Regions from separate parts of the Homo sapiens genome. Here region 1 is linked to region 2. A link is a loop called in an ENCODE intact Hi-C map of the cell type or tissue named here. Cell type or tissue: ovary. All regions are shown on one strand. Links, peaks and the distances in the headings refer to the core of each region. The heading gives the core; the rest is flanking DNA.

What was found. Peaks named below come from ENCODE experiments on the same cell type or tissue, not always from the same donor. Only the 100,000 strongest peaks of a DNase experiment are listed, where the experiment ranks them.
Region 1: it touches region 2 in a loop (2.0-fold over the local background); 5 of 110 quality-filtered maps call a loop at or near these places.

Annotation. Positions count from the first base shown.
Region 1 is chr6:7,105,322-7,108,225 of GRCh38, reverse strand. RREB1 (ras responsive element binding protein 1) reads right to left here and starts at 265. Exons shown (of 13, transcript NM_001003699.4): 1 at 166-265. RefSeq lists silencers at 287-506, 567-1,046 and an enhancer at 1,397-1,456. In ovary, for the core only: a CTCF peak has its summit at 1,275; DNase peaks (open chromatin) are centred at 535 and 1,305; H3K4me3 peaks cover 1,279 bases; H3K27ac peaks cover 2,057 bases.
Region 2 is chr6:6,758,058-6,760,961 of GRCh38, reverse strand. All of the region lies in intron 2 of LOC101928004 (a long non-coding RNA gene), which reads left to right. LOC105374901 (a long non-coding RNA gene) reads left to right here and starts at 1,660. Exons shown (of 2, transcript NR_187807.1): 1 at 1,660-2,007. It overlaps LOC124901254 (a long non-coding RNA gene), which reads right to left and starts at 1,606. Exons shown (of 2, transcript XR_007059436.1): 1 at 1,467-1,606; 2 at 968-1,161. In ovary, for the core only: a CTCF peak has its summit at 1,597 (motif pointing left); a DNase peak (open chromatin) is centred at 1,581.

The DNA.
Region 1 (2,904 bases), core at 247-2,746, 350 kb before region 2:
TGCGGGTCCCCGGCTCCGGGACACACCGAGTTTCAAAAGTACAACGCGCTCTGCAGACTTCACCCTCCCCATCCCCAAAGTTCTTTAAAAGGTCGCTCCGGCTGTGCCCCAGACTTCTCGCTGCCGCCGGCGTACCGCGAGTCGGAATCCGGGGCACGTACTTACGGCCGGGCAGGACGCTTGGCTCCCTGGCATGATGCGTTGGGGACCGGTGGGCTTCAGGGAGAGACCGAGGAGAGATGCAAACTTGTTCCGGAAAAGGAATCAAAATGGCGTTTCTGGATGTGCAAAGTTCATCAACTCCGCAGTCACTTCCCCTCCTCCTCTTCTCCCACAGGGAGGGAGGTGGGCGAGGAGCTGGCGACCCCGGCGCCCCAGCCGTCGTCCCGGCCCCCGTCTCGGCCCCCCGCCCAGCTTCCTCGCCCGCACGCTCGGAGTCTCGCTCTCCCCCTCTCACCCTGATAAGTAGACACATCACGTGTTGCTCCTGCGAGTCTCCTGGGGACGTGTTACTGAGCGGCCGCGGCGGCGGCGGCGGCGGCGGCGGCGGCGCTCGGACTGGGGGGGGTGAGGGGGAGGACCGCCGCCCCCGCCCCGACTTTAGCAGGGTGACCGCAGTTGCCATCCCGGGATGGATGGAGGTGGAGTCCCCTCCCCACCCCCCACCGCAGCCCCAGGTTTGCCCTACGCCCTCCCAAGGCGCCCCGGGCCATGGGAGGGCCGGGCTGCCCGAGGGGAAGGGTCCGGGAGGCCGCGACTGGCTGCGATCCCAATCGTCCCGTTGCTCGCGGGCCACCTTATTCGGCCACCGCGCCCCCTCCCCTGCAGCCCCTCGCCGCGGGCGACTCCCCGCCCCCGGCTTTCCATCACTTCACTCCGCAGTTTCACTATTTTAACGGAGGCGGGGGAGACACGGTGATGCCTCGGAATTGCGAGAGGGGCACCTCAGAGGCGCTGGAGTTGGGGGGATGGGGGGCGTAGGGCTCGGGGCCCTGGCCTGACGCCGCCCCTCTGGGTCTCCGAGGCATCTGCGAGGGGGAGCCCCGCCCGCGCCGTTTCCTTTCCACGCGGTCCTCGCTCTGCATCCAGGTGGGGCGAGTGGATGATGGGGCAGGAGATTAAGGAGCAGGCGCTTCACCCCGCCCCTAGCTTCGAGCCGTTTCTCTCCCGGGGCCATCCTTCTTACTCGGGCTGCCGCCCTGAGTGTGCTCGCCGTCTAACAAACTCAACTCCGACCCGACTTTGGTCCCCCTCCCTTACCCACACCCCACAAAGGATGCTTCAGCGGGGAACTGCCGTGGCCGCCAGGGGCTGAGGACGGTTCCTGCCGCCACTGTGTCCCCACCCCGCGATGGAATGGCTGATGCTGTGTCATCCACGTCGCCCTCCAAGGCTTCAGAGAAGCCACACGCAGTATCTCTTTCTCTCAGAGGGCTCCTGTTTCAACTCTGAAAAGCAGGGGCCCTTCTCCGAGCCGCTCTCCATCTCTCCAGCTCCTGCCACCACGCTTCGCACTGGCTGCCTTGCCCCAAGTTATCACGGAGCCCAGAGAAACCAGGCCTGGGCTGTGCTTCCTCCATAAAGCAGCTGACATGTTTCCAACTGTTAATACTTCTCCTACCGAGGTTCTGAAAGGGGTCTGTTCTCAGCCTTTGGAAACATCTTCAGAAAGATAAGGATGATTGTGGTTGTTGAAAATAAACACGCCCCCCCCCCCCCGCCCCCGTAGTTCTAAAGAAGAATGTCCAAAGAATACTACAGTAGAATTAAGCGTTTGAGTCTGGTTAGGCAAGATGATGTTATGCAGGCAGAAAGCTGGCTACTTTCTATTTACTATGACCTTTGACCCTGGCTCCACCACACCAGCTCCTCTGAGAAGGCTTGAACACCATGGAGAGTTGTAAGCCCAACTGTGGGCCTTTAATTTGAGCCCTTCCATTGACCTCTAGTTTTCAGGGCTGCAGACAGAAGTGTCTGTCTCGGGATGGGTCCTGGCCAGAATAGAACTCTTTAGAACCAAGGAAAAGCAGCTGGACCCTTAGGTCTGATATGAGATAAGTAGGCTAAACCACTGCCCAAGAAGGAGCTGATTCAGCTGGCTGTTTCTCTGACTTTCAGTCATCAAAATTAAGTTTTCGGAACCTGTTATGTTTCCCAGGGTCTACTGTTTACTGAAGAAAACTCCATCCAGAGAAATTTTAGCGGTTGCATTTTTCTGAGCCTCCCCCAACCCCGCCGCCCCCAAATGTATTATCAAATGCTTTTTTGAAGACAGGCCAGTCGTGGAGGAGATGGGCAGGTCTCTAGACAGGAATAATAGTTCACATTGCCATCATAGAATAGGTGTCTTGTGTTTCTAAGTTGTAATGTGTTCCAATGAGGGCAGAGGAAGGGCCCTGTGGGGAATGCTACTTTATTTACTCACTTTGTCTCTGATTCAGGAGCTAGCCTTTCCTGGTCTCCCCATTCAGGGATAAGTTTTGAATAGGAAAAATATCAAAATTGGAATTTTATGCATAATTTAGCAAATCTCCAATGCTATATGAATTTTCATGACAAATTGCCACCTGTATAATGCCATCTAGAAAATACTGGCAACAAAAAAGATTGAAAACAGTTTTACTACAACTTTTTTTAATTTTTTTTTTTTTTTGGAGACAGAGCATCACTCTGTTGCCCGGGCTGGAGTTCAGTGGTGGGATCACAACTCACTGCAGCTTTGAATTCCTGGTCTCAAGTGATCCTCCACCTTTAGCCTCCCAAGTAGGTGGGACTACAGTGCATGTCACCACATCTAGTTAATTTTAAAAGTTTTAGTAGAGAGGAGGTCTTGCTATGTTGCCCAGGCTGGTCTCAGGCTCTAGGGCTCAAGTGATTCTCCCACCTTGGCCTCCCAAATTGCTG
Region 2 (2,904 bases), core at 210-2,709:
TACAGACTTCCACAGAGGTCACAATCAGACACTGAAGAGACAAAATTAGAACTCAGTGTTCTGGGCTTTAGAAGGATCAGCTTCTAAAACCAACACTTTTTCTCTCTGAAATCTATATTGAGATTTTTAGAGTTAGCAACAGGTGAGAACATTTTTATTGATGTTTGGCTTCACAGTTTTAATTACCTGTTTTGGATTAGAGCTTGTGGGAGTCTGCAGTCTGAGTTGGTGGGGACCTGATGGAATATATTACAGCTGCTATTTTCATAAAAGTTTATGCTTAACTTTTTTTGCCTTAAGTTTTGGGTTCGTGGATTTAGGGTCAACACAGGATTACAACGGTCTAGGTTTTCCAGAATTGCCACAAAATTCAGTAAAACTTTCACTGAGCCACCCTTCTTGGTGAAGAAGTAAAACCTTAGCAAAAGAAATGCTGGGAAGAGTGTGACTTTGATAAATGCAAATATGACTTTCTTCCATGTACGTGTGTAGCACTGAAACAAATTTGGTCTATTCCTTTAAACATATACAGTACAAATGTTTTTCCTTTCAAACAAATAGAAATCATTACCCTTTACTGATTTTAGATAATTCACAAAATGAGTTCTGTTTACCAATCAAGTAACTCATGCTGGTGTTTATATCTGAGGGAAAATTAGTGAACTCACATGTCTGGCTAGCCTGGCCTCTGATTTGCATATATGTAAATCAGTCCCTTTCATTTTTTTCATGATCAGCCTGCTAGTCCAAGGGTTAGATCATCCTGAACAGTAAGCTGGCACTTTATTTGCTTGTAAGAGAGAACTTATACATCTGCTATACAATCTGCTATACGTTTTTGGAGGCGATGATGAGCAGTGAGGAGGAGGGCAAGGACTGGCTTATGGTGGATTACACAGACTTACTGTATATATGGCCCAGATGCTACGTGGAAGACTTACACAAAAATTCCTTGTTTTTGTGAAGGTTAGACTTAACTAGGCATCTGTATTTTTTGTTTGCTAAATCAAGTTAGCTAAGCAGGTTAGTGCTGGCCACTCTTTACTGGCCAGGCGTCCTGGGGGGGTCTTCCCAGCAAGCTCTACAGAAGCAGCGCGGCTCTTCTCTCGTGGGTGTGGATCTTGAGATGGGCGCGCTGCTCTGATGCGGTGCTGCGTCTCCCTTCAGGAAGAAGATGGGAATCGTACCAGTTCACAGAGATCTTCCTGGTCCTCAGTTAATACAGAATATTAATGAAACTTATCACTTTAAATGAACCCAGGTAGCCGCCCTTGTCATCTTAACTACCAACGAATGTCTTCAGGCCGTTAAGACAGGGCAAAGGGGTGAGAGGATCGGGTGGGGCGAGAGGAAAGCCTGGCCCGTGCGGGGGTCAGACCTTCATTCTGCCGTCAGCTGTGCTGGAGACTCTCAGCAAGGGAGAGACGTGGCGTCTCTGAGTGGTTTTTGCCCTAAAGGATGCTTACGGTCATAGGAAGCTTTTCCATGTGTTTCCTTCATGGGTGTCTACGGCTTTTGTTTTCAGCTGCGCTTTGCACAGGGGCTGGAAGGCTAACTCCCCAAAAGGGAACTTCCTCTCCTTCTAGAAACTGACCCCTGGTGGTTGCTATAGCAACTGCAAAGCGAGAATAATGAGCTGTGTAAACAAGCCCCATTCCCAGTACTGGGGCGTTGCTAGCCCTCCTTAGAGAGGGCGAGGGAGAGGAGGATGCTGTGCCTGGAAAGCGGCTCTTGAGGAGAGCTGGAATCTCGGCAAAGCGTCCACTCCCTCCCCTCCCCTTTCCTCTCACCTCTAGTGTTCCCACCAGCCCCGGGGAGGAGACAAAGGACGTGGGAGGGCAGCAGCATGCAGGGGGCCTGCCTTTGACGCCCAGGAGTTGAACACCAGACAGAAAATGAAATCTAAACATTTACCCAGAGCCCTGGGCTAGAAATGGGCCAACCTGACCCTGGAAAACAAACAACCCGCGTCACCGCCACACCTGCTGCAGGCCCCAGATGCCACAGGTACTAGAGGAATGGGCTGCAAGGCCCTCAGCTACTCCCTGCTTTAGCAATTCAGGCAGAACTGCCTGAAGATTTCTGAGACCTCTGCTGCTTGCATCCATATTCGTTTTCTTTTTCTTTTTTTTTGGAAAGAAGGAAGATTGGAGAAAAGAACATAGTACCTAAGCGTTCTGTGATTATGAAGCTAAACACACACAGACACACACTGTTTTCCTCTCTGGGAACTTGGCTGCTGCTTGCAGGAAACTTTCTGCCCATAATAGCGAAGGTTCTAGTATTATTTTCAGTTTTCTTTGGTTAACTCTCTCCCACCCTCACTCAGGTCTCTTTATTTTTTAGAAACAGGGTCTCACTCTGTCACACAGGCTGGAGTGCAGTGGTGCAATCACAGCTCACTGCAGCCTCAACCTCCCTGAGCTCAGGTGATTCTCCCACCTCAGCCTCCCTATTAGCTGCGACTACAGGCGCATACCACACCACACCTGGCTAATTTTTGTATTTTTTGTACAGATGAGGTTTTGCTCTGTTGCCCAGGCTGGTCTCAAACTCCTGCACAAGCAATCTGCCTGCCCTGGCCTTCCAAAAGTCCTAAGATTTCAGGTGTGACTCACCGCGCCCAGCCTCAGGTTGCCTTAAAGAAAAGTTTCTGTATATTAAATATAAACTATATGATGCACAACTTCCCTGTAAGCCTCCTAAAAAGATGATCCAAGTAAATTGGTGGGATGGATGGAAATCCCATATTGTTTCAGTCTTCAACAGTGCTGGTACAGGTTCTCATTTCTTTCCATGAATATCAGTGTTAGTCAGTGTGATAGGAAATCTAGTATAATGAACTACTCTTATAAAATCATTTTTATTTCACTTGTAACTTTTTAGAATGTTCATACATCTATT